2 separate regions of the Homo sapiens genome follow, and region 2 is linked to region 1. The links are chromatin loops, found by intact Hi-C in ENCODE. Cell type or tissue: mammary epithelial cell. All regions are shown on one strand. Each heading gives the region's core, and the rest is flanking DNA. Links, peaks and the distances in the headings are about the cores only.

The links. Hi-C counts contacts between places; a loop is a spot of excess contacts. Peaks named below come from ENCODE experiments on the same cell type or tissue, not always from the same donor. Only the 100,000 strongest peaks of a DNase experiment are listed, where the experiment ranks them.
Region 2: it touches region 1 in a loop (9-fold over the local background); 1 of 110 quality-filtered maps calls a loop at or near these places.

Annotation. Positions count from the first base shown.
Region 1 is chr1:195,933,530-195,944,911 of GRCh38, forward strand. No RefSeq gene overlaps it. Among named protein-coding and RNA genes, the nearest start is that of LINC01724, 150 kb to the right of the region's middle. In mammary epithelial cell, for the core only: a CTCF peak has its summit at 6,522 (motif pointing right); no DNase peak of the experiment used is centred there.
Region 2 is chr1:195,998,616-196,009,997 of GRCh38, forward strand. No RefSeq gene overlaps it. Among named protein-coding and RNA genes, the nearest start is that of LINC01724, 84 kb to the right of the region's middle. RefSeq lists an enhancer at 4,118-4,618. In mammary epithelial cell, for the core only: no CTCF peak of the experiment used is centred there; DNase peaks (open chromatin) are centred at 3,876 and 4,516; H3K27ac peaks cover 561 bases.

The DNA.
Region 1 (11,382 bases), core at 3,770-8,769:
ACCCTGGAGTCCATCCCTGTAAGGTCATTTGTTACACAGAAGTTAATAGATAGAACCAGTTAAGAGGCAGTAACTTTTAGAAAGACATGATATTGTAGTTAAAAAGTAGATTCTGAAGGTAGTCTCCTGGGTTTTTATCCGAGGTTTGCCTCTTAGTTGTGGGAAGCTAGACAATTCATCTAACTTCATCATTAACTATATAAATAATTACAATTTTAGGAATGTTTGTAGAATCTTTACCTCTGGGAAACCTTATTAAAACAATAAAAAAAGACTCACTCATACTGATACTTTCTGCCCATATAAAAAGCAAAGGAAAATTAAAATGTGATGTTGTGTAACTTTTACAACTTTTACCAAAACACAACTTACTAGTTGGAAAAAATAAAAAATATCTATCAGCACTCTAGAAAACAACACAGTGCAAAGCGGTGCTACTGCCTCAGGCAGCTTTCAGTGACATAAATATTGAAGCCATTGAAACATTAAGCTATAATTTGGGATTCATGCTGGAAGTGATTATGCTGTATTGCCACAGTCTGCTAGGATTTCCCACCTGTTTTTTTCCATAAAACTGAAAGTAGAAAACTGCTGAAATTTAAGTAGGTTTCTACTTAAACTTTTTTCTTACTTGGAACATCCACAAGGTAAGATGTAATAGGCAAAAGAAAAAAAAATCTGATGTTAAGAAAGTAATTCTTTTAAATATTATTCTTCTACTTAGATTGGCAAGTAATAGCTATAAGTATCCTACACTGCACATATTATTTACCTATATAATTTATAACACACATTACCCACTTGGTTGGTATGCCATTACTATATTAGGTTGACTATAAAAATGAAGCATTATTATTCCTATGTTTTAATCTTAAACATTTCAGTAATTCAAGAGTATGTGTAAAAAGGCTTGAAATTTCATAATTTTAGAGAAATAATTCAATTTTTACATTTGAATAAAAATTGTGGAAACATAAATACATCACTTTAATTTAAATGGCAAGTGTGTGTCATTATGGCCTTAGAAATTCTCTCTACCCTGTTAATGGTAGCACATGGAGTTCTCACATGTTTCTTGATCTTTTCTTAAGCAAAATATATTTTTCTAATATGTAGTTTGCTACTTTCTGATATCCAAAAATCACTTGGTATTCATTGGCCTAGATTCTTTTAATGGTTCATTGTCATTACTTATAAATATGGGTTAGTCAAGAATTGTTCTTTAATGGAGACTGTCTGAAATTTAACTTTTATTTAATGTGACCAAAAAAATCATATTACTAAGCAAATACACCTTCATTTAGGTCACTGCAAACTTATGAGTTGAAAAAAGTAACTTGTAGAATCATTAAGATGCTAAGACGTAAGAAAGAGGGAAAGAAAACACTGATTATTAAGGATAATGATCTGCACCTGGTTTCAATCACGACTTTCTTCCGAAGCATCAACCAACTTGGAATACAAATTTCAGTGCTTGCACAGCTGGAATATAATGCTACTTTCCGGATACTGAAAAGTCATTAAGAGTTCTCAGATAACCACAATATGATTTTGTAAGACTGAACTATGAAATCGACTAAGGGGTAGGATTGTATAGAAATTTTCGGTTTGTTTAGAGCTACTTTTCTTAAATAGCCTAAAAGTAAATATAAAGAAGATCATTTCATTGCCTGTCTGAGATTGATTTACAAGGAGTCTATAAATACAAGAGTGATTACCATCTAATGTGGGAGCTATTGCTGTTGTCCGAAAATAAGCCTCCCTGTATAGCTCCAAATGTTCCCTGCTACTAAGGGAACAGACTTGATTTTCCACTTATCTTTTAATGACTTCCTGCAGGCAAAAACCTGGAGCCAAAATTCTACTGACATCTGTTTGTTGGTATGGGTCTTATTTAGAACCCCAGTACTAGGTAATTATTCATTATTTGTTGGCGCTAGGATCGTGCAGCACATAATGTTTTGCAACAGTTAAGCTATAATAAATAAAGGAATAAACAGAACTCTTCTTCTAAATACTCGTTTATATACAGCATCAACAAAACAAACAGGAGAGCTTCCAACAATTTATTGCTAGATAGTCACTGCTTAAAGTTCACATTTATCATGAACAAATACAAAGAAAGAAAACTGTTAGCTTTTTCATTTTAAATCAAGGCTGAGATTTTAATGATCAAGGGCACTTTATATTGTAATTTATGTTAATATGTAAGTCATCCTGAGGAGTATTTTATTTTATCTTCCTAATATTTATTTTAGAGGCACTATGATTTCACTGAAGAAAAACGGGGTTTTGGAACCTTAGATCTGACACTAGAAATCTTAGGAAAATCAATGTTTCTAAACCTGTTTACTCATGTATTATATGGAAATAATAATATTTATCTCATAAGGTCATGGTGAATAATAAGCTAATAGACAAAGTATATGACATCATGATCTTAATAATTCTTTATTTTCTTCATTAAATTTTCTACTACTTGCTTTGAAGTATTTAGTTTTAAGCATAAATCAGTGCTGACCAAATAACGTGTAGAATTCCAAGACCACCCAATTTCAGTCAATTCAATTTCAAGATAGGTTTGTGGGCCATCTATATGATAGAAATATCAGCTATGCATTCACAATGTGACAGTGATCCAAATACGAATCCTGTTTATGGCAGGCTAAAAAACATCCCCCAAAGATATCAGGACCTAATCCTCAGAGCCTGTGAATATTAGTGTATATGACAAAAATATGTGATTAAGTTAAAGATTCTGAGATGGGTCGGTTATCCTGGACTGTGCAGGTGGGCCCTAATGCAGTCACTTGTGTCTTTATAAGAGACAGTGGGCGAGTTGATAGAAATGGGAACAGATGATAGACATAGACACACAGAGGAGAAGGCTCTGTGTTCACGGAGGCAGAGACTGGCGTAACATGGCTGCATGTCAAGGAGTGCTGGCAGCCACCAGGAACTGGAATAGACAAGAATCACACTCTCTTCTGGGGTCTCCAGAGGGATCAGAGCCCTGCTGACATCTTGATTTCGGTCTGGCAAAAAAGATTTTTGAGCTTCTGATGCCCAGTACTGTAAGAGAGTATATTTCCTTTGTTTTACATCATCAAGTTTGTGGTAATTCTTTGGAGGAAGTCTCCAGAAACTAATGCAGTATTGTTCAGTATTTTATAGATAAATGGGATTGACTAGAAAATGATCCATGATATGGGAGGGGATAAACCCTACATGACCAAAGTGTAAGAGGATCATAAGGGACTAACTGTTGAGTCACAAATGATCATAAACGTGATATCTGCAGGGGCACTGAAGGTTGTATAGAGTTCACAGGAATGGCAAAGAATGGGAAAAAATGTATTACATACATTAAGGAAAAAGATGGCTAAAAAGTAAAATAAGCACTAGTGTTGATTTTTTTCTTTTTTTAATGTGAACTTCTTCCACTAGGATGGAGGAATTGTGTGATGAGAAATTAGACTTTGAAGTCCAATAGTAGAGGACATAAGGTAAATGTTTTCTGGTAATTGGAGTGATGCGACTACATGAACAAGTGTGTGAGCAAATAGAAATACATTAAGCTGAAGAAATCACAACTGATAGACCAATGTTCCTTAACTTTAACATTTAAACCTTGTTCATTACAGAGAGGCCTTAATAATTGTTTTTATGTAATATATCTGCCCTAAAAAAGGAAAGTAACTTGTCAGATCAAGGGTACCCTGTGGGGCTCAAAGTGGAATGGGATGCAGGCTGGTATAGGGTACAGAATCTAAGTATGATGCATAATGGAGGTCCTAAAAGAATGCAAAGCAGAGAAGTTGAAAAGAGAGACATACATCCCTTGGCAAGATCTGGTAAGAGTTCCAAAGACTCCCAAGTATGAAGAAATTGAAGGAGCATCAAAACCACATTGTTTTAGATGTATATATTAACAATAGTTTTGTTGATGGTTTTACTATGTGGTGAATATGAATGGGTGATCATATTCTTAAATTAACTGTTTACTTAATTTATGTTTATTTCATTACTTTGTGTATGGTTTTCTGTATGTGAAGTGAACATTTGTGTTACTTTCCTGGAGTACAAATAAGTAGTCGTTAGATTAAAGAAGAAAAAAAATATATATTTTTTGAGATGGAGTCTCACTCTGTTGCTCAGGCTGGAGTGCAGTGGCATGATCTCAGCTCACTGCAACCTCTGTCTCCCGGGTTCAAGCAATTCCCTGCCTCAGGCTCCCGAGTAGCTGTGATTACAGGCACCCGCCACCACGTCCAGCTAATTTTTGTGTTTTTAGCAGAGACGGGCTTTCTCCATCTTGGCAAGGCTTGTCTTGAATGCCTGACCTCGTGATCCACCTACCTCGGCCTCCCAAAGTGCTGGGATTACAGGCGTGAGCCACCGCGCCCAGCCAGAAAAAAAATGTTTCTAAGAAAATAGTCGAAGAATATGTATATATATACATATATATATGTACGTAGAGAGAACATTTTTTAATTCCGGCATATGTAAATTGGTGGGTATTATCATTTTCATAGTATCTCAACGAACTTTATTTCCTTCTAAATTTGAAGGAGCTTATGCATGCAGAGGATAGAGTGTCTACAAAGACACTGACACATGTATACACATAGCCTTTTGGGAAAAAGTATAGATACTAGTGCCTGAATATTGGGTGAGTGGCCACAGTAAGAACAGAAAAAGACTCAACAGATGATTTGCAGCAATATCAAGATCTTATAAGGTAAGCTAAAGTGTTTAGGAGCAATATAATAGGATTAATTAAGGGAGGAAAAAAAACTGGAGACACAGTAATCATATAAGGCAAAGTAACCTAAAAGTAGGAAATAATTTTAAACAAGAAAAAAATGCAAGCTTAAACTAGAATAATAACAATGCCACACACATACAAAGTCATATTTAGTGTACAGGACTCATTTTGCAGATCCTGTGGAATGACAAAATGGGGCAGTAAATTAATATCTTCCTTTTTTTCTCTCATTATGGTTTATGGTTTAATTATTAAGATAGTACTTAGATCTTCAGATTTGGCTATGTCAAAGATTTGTAATAATATTGGCTTTATATTTAATATTTTAAACTCAGTAATATGCCAATAAACAAATCTGAATGTTACCTTATGCAATGAAAAAATGGAAAGCTTTAAATTTTCTCATCAAGGTATATAGGATTTTCCAAAATAAAAGCAGACATTCTCAAGAAATAGTGTTCCCTGCAATAGTTAGCAGAGACATCAGAAATTGTATTTCATTATAATCCAATCCAAGTTAAAATGAAAAGTCTGTCACTTCAAAAATCAAGAGGACAGTAAAAACATGTAAGTAAAGTTAGTCAAATGTTTGAGACTATTAACATTGATATTGAATAAAACTTTGTATGAAGGAAAATATTTCAAATAAACTTGATTATTGATCTGGAACAATAGTAACAAAGAAACAAAAAAGTGTGTGTTTTCCTCACAACAGCTGGGTTTAAATTAATAAATGTATAACCTAAAATTCATTATTTTCCAATTTTTAAAACATTTTACTGATTTAAATATACGGTATAGGCAATAGCTGTATAAAAATCATTAAAATTAGACAAGACTGTTACCAATTACAGTAACTGGCAGAAAAAACAATTGGCTCTGGAAGTTAAAAATGTTGCCTAAAAGGAGTTATGTGTAGGCCATTTTAAATAACTAGTCAGAGAAAAAAATTATTTTTCATTTTTCACAAAAGTTTGAGGTAGAAAATGCTGTATGTATTGAGTTTGGCTAATAATAATTTGTTTTACCCTTTTGGAAAAGTATTTTAAATGCCTCAGCCAATAAAGTTTGGAGTTAATTTTTTTATTTTAAGATACCATCTGTATAGCTACATTTTTTATACCAGCTTTTAAAATATGTTGAAATTAAAATAGCAGTTTTCATATTGGAGGGTTTTAATACCTTCCTAAACATGATAGTTTTCAACTATTAATCATATTATCATATGATAATATTAAAATGTGAAAGTATCCATGAGGTAGACCAAGGGTAAATCAAAATGTGAAGATATTTTTAGTTTTAACTGTCCAAAGGCAATTATAAACAACTTTCCAGTGAAAGTGAAAATCATGCCAGTTGTTTTAATAGTGTACTTTATGTATAAATAATAGAGGGATATTGCCAAATATTCTCTATTCTTCAGTTTCACAATTGAAATGGCATTTGTGCAAGAGAAATATCAACATCCCTAAGAGTTTTTGTGGCCTTGCTGTGTTTACTTCAAACCAAAAATCTCTGCTGTATACTCCTAAGCTCACAACAGCATCCTCAAATGCTATTTGTTTTACATGCGTTTAACTGGGTAACATAATGTCCAAATAAAGTTGATTAAATCAAAGAAGTTGATACTTTCCTAGGAAAAATAAGTCGAAGGGTAGCTTTTGGTTTGGCCCTTGAATAGCATCAAAGTTGCTAGTTCCTCTCTTCCACTCTGCTATCGCAGGGCATCAGGAAGTTTTCCCTCTTGGTCACAAGGTGGAGGCAAATGCTTAAAGCTTCACAACAATGACCAAAACCAGGAGTCTCTGTAGCAAAGGGGCCCTCTTCATATTTCTTTTTTCAAGAGCCCTTTTTTGTTGTTGTTTGTTAGAACTGGGCCACATGGCTAGCTGAATGCAAGTCTGGGGAAAAGATTGTTTGGGTATTTAGACTCTACTGTGGAAGACAAAGCTCTGCCAATAGAGAAGATTGTTGCAGTGATTAGCCATTGAGGACATAACTAAGCAAAACTACCATCATTACCATAGGCTCACTAAAGTCTTCCATGACCAAATGTATTTGAGAAACACTGGGTTAAACAAATTCAACAGGTTTCTTTACTGTGTGCTCTCAAATCTCACTAAAGACTTTGCGTTATCAGTCTCCAACAACAACAAAAAAATATGTTCCTTTTTCCATGTTAACTTTATTATAGCACCAAAATATTTTTATCTCATCAAATAAGATTAGAGGTCCTCACAAGCAGACTTTCAAAAATGCTGAAATAAGCTCATACTTCACTGGAAAAAAATCATAAAAAATGTAAAATTTCAAAGTAAATTTCATTTGCTTCCAAGGGACAGAGATCCACTCAATGTAAAATGAGAATAGGGAATAATTAAGGGGTATTAAGATATTTGCAAAACACAATTGAAAGATTTGAGGACTAGGAAAAAATGAGAATGAGGCAGCTACTCTTTTCTAATTCTCAAGCTCAGATTCTCCTTCTGGTTCTTTTGAGAGACATAAATTACACATAGATTAATTTATAGGCTGCCAATTAATCATATAGATGAATTATATAGATTATATATAATCTATAGGCTTCTTTTTAGTTATCCAAAATATGGACAGTTATGTTTCTTTCCCCTCTGTGACTTAGAGGGGAAAATATCTTTCCAAAGTCTTCCTAAGATTGGGTTTAACAGATCCATTTCCTATTTTGTAGTGTTAAAGCTGTTCTTATCAGATTCTAGATGACAAGCCTACTTCAATGCCTATCTGTCTGTTTTGTCTTTCTACCATTCTCCCTGTATCTCAGTCTGCCTTTTTGGTGTGTCATGAACAGAGAGCAATCACTCTCCACTTGAGGTCATTGAACATAGTTTTCTTTTTCTACTAAAACTTTGACTTTTATTTTTTTCGGCTGATGATTGTTAAAAAGAGTCAGATTCATCTGAGAAAAGATATATGTCTGGCCAGCAACTTGTGGTGGGATAATTTAGAGTATCAGGACAAGTTTTCTAGAGGCTCCTTTGTAAGGACACATTACCTGTTGACAGTCGAGGTGGATGCAGAGGAGCCTATGCTCTGAAAAAATTAGGAAAAAGTAATAGGAAGATATTTTTCTGGTTGTAAAATAGGATAGGTGCCCATTTGACAGATTTCTAAGGTGCAGTAAAATACAAAATTAGCTATTCCTAGTCAGATGGAGAAAGCACATAGTCATTTTTCTATGTTTCTAACCACTGAGTTTCAAACTCAGAGAGTGTGTAGAAACAAAGAAAATTTCTTGGGGAGTTTCACCATACAAAAAGATCATAGGGTGGGGAAAAAGTCAGTTAACTGAATGTGATTCCTGCAAATAAGATTATTTAAAAGATAAAGAAGAATAGAAAACTTCTAAGAAGAGTATGGAAAACTAACATTGTATAAATTTAGAAAACTGAATGATTAATTTGTTAAAAATGTGAACTAAAGCATAAGAAGAATATAGTGGATATATAACTTTAGTTTCCCCACATTGTACTTTTTTTTTTTTTTCAGTTAGTTCCTTCATTCAACACTATACCCAACTAGATATAGACATGCTCTTCAGAAACTTACAGTCTAGAGAACTGAGAGTCTTAAGGATCTAAAGATATAGGTTAAATGCTGCTTTAAGACCCCATGCTGAGTGCTTCACAAAGACTGCAACAGAAGCTGTCATACTTTACCCCATAAGTGGAATGAAGAGATCAGACATAACATTATCAAAGCTAAATCTTCTGACATTGGAATATGCCTTTAAACATTCACAGCTCAAAGCCACGAAGGCCAACTACTTCAGAAACCTTAGGAAAACCCTAGTATATGAAGTTACATTTTTTTCTCTACCATCATTCTCTGGTTTCTTATTCTGCTTTCAACCTCCTTTCTGTTTCTGAGACATGCCAAGTATATTCTCATCGCTGAATTTTTTTTGTCTTTTTTTTCAATAGGATTTTATTCTTAAACTTAAGCATTGTAATAGTTACTGAAATATGGCTTGAAACCTATTTCTGTGTCCTTCAAGCCCACCCACTCCACACCCCCAAGACACACACAATGGCCCTAATCTCAATCATCATCTTCTTTTTATTCTACTCCTAGCATTTCCCCTTCTTATATACAATATTTTGGAGCTAGACCCTATATCTTTGAATCTCTTGTCATATGTTTCAGCATGGCACTTTCTTCCAAAGGAGAAAACATATTACATTAATCCTAGCATTTTCCCTCCAATATTTTGGAACAAAACCTATATCTTTGAATCACTTGTCATATGTTTCAGCATGGCTCTTTCATCCAAAGAAGAAAACACATTACGTAAGAAAAATGAAATACCATTGAGCATAGTTTTTGGAATGTATTGGCTATGGTCTGAATGAAAGCATTCAGACAATAAATATATTTGCCCTTCACACATAAAGGCTTTGTGCCCCAAAATTTATGTATTGAAACCTAGTAATCAATGTGATAGCACTGGCAGGGTATGGCCTTTGGGTAGTGATTGGTTCATTAGGACAGAGCCCTTATGAACAGAATATACCCTTATAAAGGAAAGGAAATTAGGGTTTTCTGTTGAAGAACTATTAGAGTGACTATAAAGAGTGATTTGTTCTTTTGCTCAAGAGCAGTAAACAAAATTCAATTTTTATATTATTTTTGGTGACTAATGCAAGCAGATAGAATTGGAAAACACACACTGAGATGCTTTCTGTCCACACTGGACTGAAAAGCCTGTATAACCATCAATAATACTCAAGAAGTATTAAACAGGTGTGCAATCATACACCTCATTTTGCATATGCCCTTGAAATCCGGTGGTAAGAACTGGAACGTAATTGTTGTCTAGTTAAGTATACGTACACATCTGCACATGATTACTTCTAACAAAACTAGAGGGAGAAGTGGGAGAGTGAGACTGATGACAATAGAGAAAATGTTATATGAGGACACAATGAGAAAGCAGCTGTCTGCAATCCGAAGAGAAAGGCCTCACAAGAAACCAACCCTGCTGGCACATTAATCTTGGACTTCCAACCTCTAGAATGGTGAAAGCATTAATTTCCGTTGTTTAAGCCACCCAGTCTGAGGTATTGTGTTCTAGCAGTCCAACCGGACTAATATGAGTCCTGAGAGCAAAATGATCCTAATCGGCAGACATTCAGTGTGGAGACAGACTTAGGAATAGGCTCAGAGGATGAGCTAACAGTGGATCAAGCTTCAGTATGAGGCTCTGACTGGGAAGGCTTGCACATTCTTAGTTGTCCAATTACTAGCACTAACAGTCTAAATAAAGTGATTCTGCTGAAAAAAACTATCACTCAGGTCTGGATACTATCGTAAAAATAATCTTATTACTAGTGGCCCAAGCCATTGATATAAAATATCATCTTAAAAAAGATGAATACACGAAGAAGGTAACTTTTCTATATATGTCAGAAAGAATGGTGAGCCTTGGACTTGGGTGATTAATACCTCCAGTCATTATCATCAGTACAGTAACATCTCATTACACAGGAGTTTTGGAGAAAGTACTCTGCAAAGAGCCAGGCATTCATGTTGATGTGACAACACATATGTGCATAGACTGGTGAAGCCTATGATGCAAATTGGAAATATGCAACAAATAATTTTTATTTGGCATAATATTCTGAAGGTAACTAGTAAAATTATATTCTTTACTGATATCATTAATAATTATATTTTAATGGACATATTTTAGTAATTCTTCAAGAAGTATCCAATGAAAGTCAAATTTTTGAAGACAGATGATGTGGGGCTAGAGATGGAGAAACTATTACGTAAATTAGTTAGCTCTTCATTTTAATTCCCAGAGCATTTTACACTTAAAACATGCATAACTAATCAATGTACCCTCAAGGTAACATTTCCAACTTGGTATGAAGAAAAAATACTAGGAAAAGAAAGCCCCATTTTTGTTAACAAAGCTATTTGCTGAATTAAATGAGTAATACTTAGAAAACATATCTATAAATGTCAGAAATTTGATTTTTAAATACTATAAAGCTGCATTTAGCCTAAATTTGCTGTCATAAATCATGTCATATCAAATACATCAGTTTTTTAGATAAAAGAATCTATATACTTCTATATTATTGACTCTATATATGTACTACCTTAATTATTTGGCATTTAAGACTTCAAATAATTTCTTTAATTAAATTATTGACATTAGTTAAGATTCTTAGACATCTTGTAATGAGTTTTTGAAGACAAGTGTAATGAAGACCAAAAGTATTAACTACGTTTTCCAAGACTACAAAGGTATTTGAGCCATAACATACTGATGATCCTGAAAGGCCAGTGAGGCTCTTGAGATTTCTGGAAATGTATCTTTTACTCTATCAAGATCCTAAATCTATATTGAGATTTTGACATTACTATACTTTATGGGAAAAATTGCAAAGCTTTTTATACTTATAGTCACCTTCTCTAGGGTCCATTTTGAGAGGACTTTATATGAATACTGAATCCTTAAAGTCAAGAACTGTCTATTCTACTTCTTCATACTCTCAGAACATAGTATATAGTCTATTATACCAAGTGTGCTCAATAAATATTAGGTTAGTGCAAACTTAGTTGTGATT
Region 2 (11,382 bases), core at 2,153-7,152, 63 kb after region 1:
TTTGGACTCCTGAACTTATATCAGTGATTTGCCAGAGGTTCCTGGGCCTTCGGCCACAGACTGAAAGCTACATCATCAGCTTCCCTACTTTTGAGGTTTGGGGATGTTTACTGGCTTCCTGGTTCCTCAGCCTACAGACAGTCTATTATAGGACTTCACCTTGTGATTGTGTGAGTCAATTCTCCCAATAAGCTCCCTTTCATATATTCATCTATCCTTTTAGTTCTGACTCTTCAGAGAACCCTGACTAATGCAGATTTTGGTACCAGGAGTGGTTCTAGATAAACAGAATTTTAACGATGGATTTCTTTAGTTAGTTTTGGGGTTTCTGGACTTGGCTGCTTAATATGATTAGACCTAAGAATGCTAGAACTCTACTTCTAACAGTATGGAGAACACTGATAGTCCTTAGTGTGAACTGTTTAGAAAGTCAACGCAAAATAAATGCATTTAATACTCTTGATTCACCACTCACAGGAGGCGGTACATTCCTCATTTGGGTGTGTTACTCAGGCCATTTATCAAGTGACCCAAATGGCTGCCAGTTTTGAGTGGAGTCCAGAACAGGAGAAGGCCCTGCAACAGGTCCAAGCTGTTGTGCAAGCTGCTCTGCCACTTGGGCCATATGACTCAGCAGATCCAATGGTGTTTGAGGTGTCAGTGACAGATGGGGATGCTGTTTGGAACCTTTGGAGCCTTTGGCTGGCCTTCACAGCAGAGGCCTCTAGGATATTGGAGCAAGTTCCTGCCATCTTCTGCAGATAACTACTCTCCTTTTGAGGGATAGCTTTTGGCCTGTTACTGGATTTCAGTAGAAACTAAATGTTTGACTATGGGTCATCAAGTCACCATGTGACCTGAACTGTCTATCATGAACTGGGTGCTTTCTGACCCAACAAGCCATAAAGTGGGGAATGCACAGCAGCATTTCATCCATAAAATGGAAGTGGTATATATGTGATTGGTCTCAAGCAGGTCCTGAGGGCACAAGTAAGTTACTTGAGGAAGTGGCTCAGGTGCCCATGGTCCCCACTCCTGCTGCCCTGCCTTCTCTCCCCTAGCCTGCACTAATGGCTTCATGGGGAGTTCCCTATGATCAGTTGACAGAGGAAGAGAAGAAAAGGGCCTACCCCAAAGTGGACAGCTGCAGCACTACAGCCCATTTCTAGGACATCCCTGAAGGACAGTGGTGAAGGAAAATACTCCCAGTGGGCAGAACTTTGAGCAGTGCACCTGGTTGTGCACTTTGCCTGGAAGGAGAAATGGCCAGATATGTGATTATATACTGATTCATGGGCTGTAGCCAGTCATTTGGCTAGATGGTGAGGGATTTAGAAGAAGCATGATTGGAAAAATGGTAACAAAGAAATTTGGGGAAGAGATATGTGGATGGGCATATCTGAGTGATCAAAAACTGTGAACACATTTGTGTCTCATGTGAGTGCTCACCAAAGGGTGACCTCAGCAGAGGAGGATTTTAATAACCAAGTGGATAGGATGACCTGTTCTGTGGACAAAAACTCAGCCTCTTTCCCCAGCCACCTCTGTCATTGCCCAGTGGGTCCATGAACAAATGGCCATGGTGGCAGGGATGGAGGTTACGCATAGGTTCAGCAACATGGACTTCCACTCACCAAGGCTGACCTGGCTATGGCCACTGCTGAGTGCCCAGTTTGCCAGTAGCAAAGACCAACACTGAAGTGGTTGGTTTGTTCCTCAATAAGGCACCATTCCTTGGGTAGATCAGCCAGCTGCCTGGTGGCGGCTTGATTATATTGGACCTCTTCCATCATGGAAAGGGCAGAGGTTTGTCCTCACCCAAATAGACATTTACTGTGGATATGGATTTGCCTATACTATACTCAATGCTTCTGCCAAGACTACTATCCGTGGACTCACGAAATGCCTTCTACACCTTCATGCTATTTCATACAGCATTGCTTCTGACCAAGGCAGTCATACTTTACAACCAAAGGAGTGTGGCAGTGGGCTCATGCTCACGGAATTATTGGTCGTACCATGTTCCCTATCCTCCTGAAGCAGCTGGATTGATAAAATGGTGGAATGGCCTTTTGAAGTCACAATTACAATTCCAACTAGGTAACAATCCTTTGCAGGGCTGGGGCAAAATTCTCCAGAAGTTTGTGTATGTTCTGAATCAGCATCCAATATATAGTACTGTTTCTTCCAGAACCAGGATTCATGGGTTCAGTAATCAAGGGGTAGAAGTGGAAGTGGCACCATTCACCATCACCCCTAGTGACCCACAAGCAAAATTTTTGCTTCCTGTTTCTGTGACATTACATCCTGCTGGTATAGAGGTCTTAGTTCCAGAGGGAAAAATGCTGCCACCAGGAGACACAACTGTGATTTCATTAAACTGGAAGTTATGATTGCCACCTAGTCACTTTGGGATCCTCCTACCTCTAAGTCAACAGGCTCAGAAGACAGTTACGGTGTTGGCTGGGGTGACTGACCCAGACTATCAAAACGAAATCAGTCTACTACTCCACAATAGATGTAAGAAAGAGTATGTGTGGAATACAGGAGATCCCTTAGGGCATCTCTTAGTATTACCATGCCCTCTGATTAAGGTCAATGGGAAATTACAACAACCCAATCAAGGCAGCACTACAAATGGCCCAGACCCTTCAGGAATGAAGGTTTGGGTTACTCCACTAGGTGAAAAACCATGATCTGCAGAGGTGCTTGCTGAAGGCAAAGGCAGTACAGAATGAGTAGTAGAAGGTAGTCATCAGTACCAGCTATGACCACGTGACCAGTTGCAGAAACGAGGATGGTAATTGTCATGAGTATTTCCTCCTTATTTTGTTAAGAACATGTTTGTGCATGTATGCACTTGAGCTAAGAAAATATCTACATTTTATTTCCTTTCCTTTTTCTTTATCATATGACATAAGATTTATTGACTTCATATCAACATTTAAGTGTTGTTAACTTTACGTAATAGCATTTAGGTTAAAGATTAGTGTGCTTCTGGTTGTACGAAGGATAGCTGGATTATGTTAGGCATAATTATGACCTTATTATTGTCTTTATTTGAAGATTATATCTATAATTTCAGGAGATGTGTATGGGTTCAAGTTGACAAGGGATGGACTTGTGATGATTAACATTAGGTGTCAACTTGATTGGATTGAAGGATGCAAAGTATTGTTCCTGAGTGTGTCTGTGAGCGTGTTGACAAAGGAGACTAACATTTGAGTCAGTGGACTGGGAGAGGCAGACCCACTCTCAATCTGGTTGGGCCCAATCTAATGAGCTGCCAGTGCAGCCAGAATACAAATAGGCAGAATGTGGAAGGCCTAGGCTGTCTGAATTGTCTGGCCTCCATCTTTCTCCTGTGCTGGATGCTTCCTTCCCTTGAACATCAGACTCCAAGTTCTTCAGGCATTGCGGGATCTGACCAGCAGCCCGCAATGCAACGGGGCTCTCTCTTTGTTCCCAGGTGGATCGGCAGGTTGAGAAATAATAGACACACGCAAGATAGTGAAAGCTGGGTCCAGGGGGGTCACCACCTTCTGGTCCCATAGTGCCAACGATGCACTGGATATACCAGCATTTATTATTAAGTTTAGTGAGGGTGGGTTTCGGTTAGTGAGGGATTTAGGGTCATTTGATTATGAGGTGAGATGGTCACATGGCGATGAAGTAATTCTTTAACATAACATTTGTATGTAGAAGTACAGTACATTTGTATGTAGAAGTACAGTATACAGAGATAAGAATTTACAATATAGTGTGTGCGTCACCTTAGAACCTTAAAACAGAAACACAATCTTGCCATAACCTATGATTAGCAAGATATTAATCAGCAGTAATAATTGCAACAAAGGGTGGTTACAAACAATCCATGGAAACAGGCCGTGAAGCTAGACAACCGGTTAGACCAGAAATTCTAAGGGAGTATGCCTTAACCCTAAAGAGGCCTAGAAGAGCCATGGCAAGATGAGGGCCTTTATAGCCCTATCTTATCCATATGGACAGGCACCCCCCATGCGTCCTTTTACAGGCTCTCCACAAGGGTTGCATTCCATTCCCAGAGCTATGAACATCTGCTTTTCTGGGATAGGAATCTTGGTGATGTGAAACCTCCCTGACTGCACGTGCATTCATAGGCTCTCTGCAGGGGGAAGCACATCACATGCTGTTGGCTTGTTCTGGCAGTCCAACCTGGCGTTGTCTTTACACAATCCTGCATGCAATTTTGTATTTACAGTAATCAGGAGCATTTCATCTTTTATTCCATAGCAATAGTTTCAGGGGATCTCCCTACATTCAGGTTTTGGACCCTTGGACTTACACCAGTGCTTTGTCAGGGGCTCTCAGGCCTTTGGCCACAGACTGAGGGTTGCACTGTTAGCTTCTCTACTTTTGAGGTTTTGGGACTTGGAGTGGCTTCCTGGCTCCTCAGCTTGCAGACAGCCTATTGTGACACTTCGCCTTGTGATGGTGTGAGTCACTTTTCCTAATACACTCCCCTTCATGTATTCACCTATCCTATTAGTTCTGTTCCATTAGAGAACGCTGACTAATATGCAGGTCTAACACCCAGAGTCTACATACCTTTCATCTACTAGTGCTCAAGACAACCTATCCGTGTCAGTGTCACAAGCTCTATAAGCAAATCTGTACTGCAGACACATTAAGTAATTTGAACAAGGATCACGGGCAAGTAGTATCTTAAATTCAATGCTATTAGGCTCTATTCTAGTATGCCACGCTGTTATCCTAAACCAATCCTAACAGTTTAGCTATTTCTATGAAGGAAAATCCAAAATACAAAGATAATTTATTTTCCTTGAAGTCCTTTCAAAATATTTATTATAAATAGGTGGAGAAAATTTTTTTTTCTACATCTAGTTGATTCTTTTGGGGGAAACTTTTCTCAACCTCTGATTATACTAACATCTTAATATTACCTCTACCTTTACTCCAGTGTAAAAAAGGAATTAAAATATTCATTCCACAAACTTACTGTGATAAATATTAGATATGTGTACCTATAGTTTTTGTGCAGTAAAACTATCATTGCCTGTGATAGATTCTTATTTACCATGTTAATATTTGATTTTGAATGGTTTTGACTATCCAGGTAGAAAGTAATTGTTTATTTTGACATGAGTAATAATCACTGAGGTTTAAATATTGTATTTTTCTAAGGGGTGAATGTTGGAGAACCACACTAATTCATCAGGATTAAATTCTTGATGTTTTACTGCTGCGGAGTTTTAAAAGTGTTGTCTTTTGGCCATACTGAACCCCAACTATCAAAAGTTCTTATCTAAATTATTTACAGCTGTAAAGAAATTTCAGATCAATTATTAGTATTATCAAATATTTCTAAAAGAAAAGAATAGACCATCTGAACTAAATTTTTCATCTGAGATGTTCTCGTGGATAGGTTAAATATTCATTTTTGACCTTCTTAAAGATATCTTTACCTCTCACGGTTAATACTGGGTAATACTGAATAATAGGAAAAGATGTAAGATATCTCATTTATAGAATTTGCAGCACGATTCCAGTTTTCTAAAATGAAAATTATAATTCTCTAGTCTATTATAATCACAGGACTAGATCATGGAAACACTTAACATTACTGAACTTACATTCACAAGGTTAACTTTATATTTATGGGGGAACCTGCCCTGATATTCATGTAGGTTCTTTTCTATTTTTCCTTTGCATCAGCCGGCTTGAGAAATAAAGGGACAGAGTACAAAAGAGAGAAATTTTAAAGCTGGGCGTCCAGGGGAGAAATCACATGTCGGTAGGTTCCGTGATGCCCCACAAGCCACAAAAACCAGCAAGTTTTTATTAGAGATTTTCAAAAGGGGAGGAAGTGTGTGAATAGGTGTGGGTGACAGACATCAAGTACTTAACAGGGGGTAATAGAATATCACAAGGCAAGTGGAGGCAAGGTGAGATCACAGGACCACAGGTCCAAGGCAAAATTAAAATTGTTAATGAAGTTTCGGGCATCATTGTCATTGATAACACCTTAACAGGAGACAGGGTTTTGAGATCAACTGGTCTGACCAAAATTTATTAGGTGGGAATTTCCTCTTCCTAATAAGCCTGGGAGCGCTATGGAAGACTGGAGTCTATTTCATCTCTGCAGCCTCAACCATAAAAGACAGGCGCACCTGGGGGGGCTGTTTATAAGCCTATACCTCCAGGCGCATATTCTCTTTCTCAGGGATGTTCCATGCTGAGAAAAAGAATTCAGCGATATTTCTCCCATTTGCTTTTGAAAGAAGAGAAATATGGTTCTGTTCTGCCTGGCTCACTGGTGGTCAGAGTTTAAGGTTCTCTCTCTTATTCCCTGAACAATTGCTGTTATCCTGTTCTTTTTTCAAGGTGCCCACATTTCATATTGTTCAAACACACATGCTCTACAATTTGTGCAGTTAACACAATTATCACATGGTCCTGAGGCAATATACATCCTCCTCGGCTGACAGGATTAAGAGATTAAAGTAAAGACAGGCATAGGAAATCACAAGGGTATTGATTGGGGAAGTGATAAGTGTCCATGAAATCTTTACAATTTATGTTTAGAGATTGCAGTAAAGACAGGCATAAGAAATTATAAAAGTATTAATTTGGGGAACTAATAAATGTCCATAAAATCTTCACAATCCACATTCTTCTGCCATGGCTTCAGCCGGTCCCTCCGTTTGGGGTCCCTGACTTCCCGCAACTATATTTTTTCTTCTTTATAATATAATAACTATTTTAGTCCATAATATTATTTGAAAAAATACATATTCTGATAAAGTGACTTCAGGTTGTAGTATTAACTGGCCTAATAGCATTCTGAACTTGTCAGTGAGTAGTCATGTACTACTCTAAATCAAGTGAAATTACATTTCCAAGTATCCATTCACCACTGCTAAACTAATAGCCGGTCATTTCAATTCTGTTTATTAGTGAACAGAATTTTGTTCCTACTATTTTGAGTAGACCTCCTGTGGTTAATGAGTTTACATAAGCATCAATCATATCCTCTATCAAGTAGCCTAATGATGCTGAGAGGTAGTATCATTATGGTGCTAAATTGTCTTTTGTCTGATGGGAAGAATATTCTCTTCTAGTAATTATGTAAGAGATAGGTCATGAAAATTAGAAAGTTATATACAGAAAGTGTTATTTTAATTTTCCTTTAGCAAGAATGAACTGTCTTTTTTATCTCATTTTCCTCAATTCCTATCAGGGTATATCATGGCCCATGTTATTAAGTTCATGGTTCAATTTAGAAATGAGAAATGTGCTTTCAAGGTACTTTGAAGAATTATTCTTTTCTTACACTAAGTCTCATTTGTAAAACTTAAGTGGATCATATCTAATATCAAAACAATATTTTTACTTGGTTTACACATGTGAAAATGATTTCAGAACTGCAAAGCGCTATATAAATGGGCAGGCAATCAATGATAGTTTTAAATTTTACCTCACAAATAATTAAGGCCTATTAAAGAAAAACACCAAAATAATAATAATAAATCAAGATATTTATTAGAATCTCTCTATTTAATAGAGAGACTTCAGAAGAATAATATCAAAAAGAAAATGAATAGTTCAGGTTAGTATTTCTGGGGGATAATTATAATTGGAATTTAAGAATAGTTTATCTTCCTTTTAAAGTAAAGGAATCAAAACGATTCTGTTTTAAAATCCAATAAATTATGGAAGAATAGTGAGTCATTCTTGATACTCTCCCATTCCTTATATTTTATATCAAATAAACAATTACCAACTCTCATTAATCTTACCTCCTTCACACCTTTTAAATCATTGAGAGAGTCCTCTTAATCAAAACAATAACAATCCAATTATCACTATCATCTCTAATCTTTATTCATGCATCATTCTCCTGATGACATTTCTATCTTCATACATGCTCTCTCTTCCATATAGTCCCCCATTTCCCGAAGTTATCTTCTAAAGCGCAAAACTCATCTTGTCCTGGATTAAGAAGTTTCTGCTCGGCCGGGCGCGGTGGCTCAAGCCTGCAATCTCAGCACTTTGGGAGGCCGAGGCGGGCGGATCACGAGGTCAGAAGATTGAGACTATCCTGGCTAACATGGTGAAATCCTGTCTCTACTAAAAATACAAAAAATTAGCCGAGCGTGGTGGCGGGCGCCTGTACTCCCAGCTGCTCGGGAGGCTGAGGCAGGAGAATGGCGTGAACCTGGGAGGCGGAGCTTGCAGTCAGCCGAGATCAGGCCACTGCACTCCAGTCTGGGCGACAGAGCAAGACTCCCTCTCAAAAAAAAAAAAAAAAAAAAAAGAAGTTTCTGCTCCTACAGCAACCTTTGCTTACCATTATGATACTATTTATCACACAATAGTCATAGATTTATTATCTAGCTTACCACTGTAATTTTCTCAAAGGCAAAGTCAACATATTTTTCTGTGTATCTCCAGAGTGTGTTGCTATACTAGGAGCATATTCATGGTTGGATAAATTAGTTTGGAATAAATTCAATGGATCATGTAATTCCACCAAGCAAAGGCTATCAGATAGGTTCCCTCTTTTTCTTTCCTGTTAATTTTATTCATTTACAGACCGGGCATGGTGGCTCACATGTGTAATCCCAGCACTTTGGGAGGCCGAGGCAGGCAGATCACCTGAGGTCAGGGGTTCAAGACCAGCCTGGCCAAAATGGTGAAACCCTGTCTCTACTAAAAATACAAAAAAAAAAAAAAAAAAAAAGGTAGTCTGGAGTGGTGGTGCACGACTGTAATCCCAGCTACTCAGGGTGCTGAGGCAGGAGAACTGCTTGAACCCAGGAGGAGAGGATGCAGTGAGCCAGGACCGTGCCATTGCACTCCAGCCTGGGCAACAAGAATGCAACTCCATCTCAAAAAAAGAATAAAAAAAAATTGGAAGAAGAAAAAATGTGGCATCAGAACATTTTATTCCGTGTGTTAAATGGAACTCTGTCAAATGCTGTTGTCTAAAGAAGAAAATACACTGTAATGATAAAGTGTTTATTGTGTGTCAAGCACTCATCTTCATACTTAATGAAGTGAGGTATGAGAACCCCATTGGGTAGATATTGATACTATCATCTCCATTTTATAGAAGAAAATTAAGGTACAAATAGTTTCAGCAATTTACTGAAGGTCACATAGAAAGGGGCAGAATTGAAAAGATGAACTCACAAAATATAGGTTTAGCATCTTTAGGTTTAACCATCCTATAATGTCTCAATTTCTGAGGCACCATGTACACATTCAGGGAATAACAAACACGTACCCTCTCTTTAGTCTCCTTACTACAAATGCCCTTTGAACTTGTGTAGTTAAATATTTGTTAACTGGCTATCCTTCAATTTCTACTACTTCAGCCACAGACTATTTGTGTAATAGCCATTGTTAAATTTACCTTATTTAAGTCATTAAGCAAATAATAATATTGTGTAAATAGTGACTATAAACTTCTGGTTATTCTCTTTCTTATGTTTATTTTTTAAATGTATGTGGCCCAGACTTCTAAAGGAACTTCAAATACATTGTAGCCAGAGAAAGGTTATATAAAACAAACCAAACCAAGCAATGTAAAACAGGTAAACATAAACAAAACAGGTAAACATAAAACTTCATCATGTCAGTATCGTGCTACCTGTGGTAACATAGTTTAATTTGGGTGTTAATTGCCAGAAAGGAAGATATAATATATATTTTTCAAAGGTTTCTTATTCATTGTGGAGTTTGTATTTAACACTGGTGATACAATGTGGTTATTTAGTTTCACTTGCAGAGAAGAAATCTGTTTCTTAGACATTCTTAACATTGAGTACAACAGATAAGAATCTATGTTTAATGCTAGTAATTATTTGTGAATAGTGACTTAAGTATTAGCTTCTTTACAAATCCATTTTCAATTAGCGAGTGACAGATATGACCCATTTGCATGGAGGTTGCTTAAAATGAATTATATTGAGATCGTAACAATAACAATATGATTATTGTATCACTTTATCACAGAGATTAGCCAATGATAAAAATTAAGGCAGGGGCGGGGGGAGTTTTAATTTTTTTTTTTTTTTTTTTGAGACTGAGTCCTGCTCTGTCACCCAGGCTGGAGTGCACTGGTGCAATCTCGGCTCACTGCAACCTCCATCTCCCAGGTTCAAGCGATTCTCCTGCCTCAGCCTTCCAAATAGCTGGGACTACAGGTGCGTGCCACCACACCTGGCTAATTTTTGTATTTTTAGTAGCGACTGGGTTTCACCATGTTGGCCAGCTCATTCCCTTGACCTTGTGATCCACCTGCCTTGGCCTCCCAAAGTGCTGGGATGACAAGGGGGTCTTAATTCTTTTTTTCATGCTACTTAAGGATTTATCTAAGATATCTTTTATTTAGCTATTAAAGAAAACAGAGTAGTGAATAGTTTCACTTTTACAGTATTTCTAACTTATAATAATATACTTTTAAAAATAAAATATATTTTTGACCATTATATTAAAAATATAAGATATTGAACAGTTCCAAATTTCAGTTCTTAGCAAAGACCTTTGATAGCTATTTGATCTTGGCCATATCACTTGTCCTATTGTATCTATCTGGATGTGATTAAAATTAACCAATATAAGGCACATAGAGGAACATTCAATGTTTGTTTATTTCTATTGTTACATGAAGTATGTCTAGGCTGTTATTTTTTAAATATTGATTATCAAAGAGAAGACACCTTGTTCTCAAAATGTGTAACCAGCAGTAGAAATAATAAAAAAGTCAATGGTTTGATCTTTCTAAAATTTTTCTTTCCTCTCAATAGTTCTTCCTTGGAGAGAGAGTTTATCTTCATAGTAAGTATTTCTGCATTTCAGAGCATTCCTCTATCCATTAACAAAGAGCTAGCTCTTCCCTATGTTCTAAGTGATGAGTCTTTTATTCCCAGGTGACTGAACAAATTAGCCCATTTGAACACTTTGGTTGTTTTCATAACTTGGCTATTGCAAATAATGTGGTTAGAAGGGGAGAGGAGGTGGGGGAAATGGAGAGAGGTTGGTCAAAGAATACAAAATATTAGGTAGGAAAAATAAGTTCCAGAGATCTAATGCACTGCTTGATAACTAAAGTTAACAATGCCATATTGTATACTGGAAATTTGCTAAGGGAGTAGATTTCAGATGTTTTCACCACACACACACAGACACATATACGCACAGGCACAAACACAAGTAGTTATGTTGGAAGATGCATATGTTAATTAGCTTCACTGTAGTAAATATTTTACTATGTAGATCAAAACATCATGTTGTATGCCTTAAATATACACAATTTTCATTCCAAATAAATAATTGAATAAACATAAATACTACTTAGTTTCTACAGCCCATATA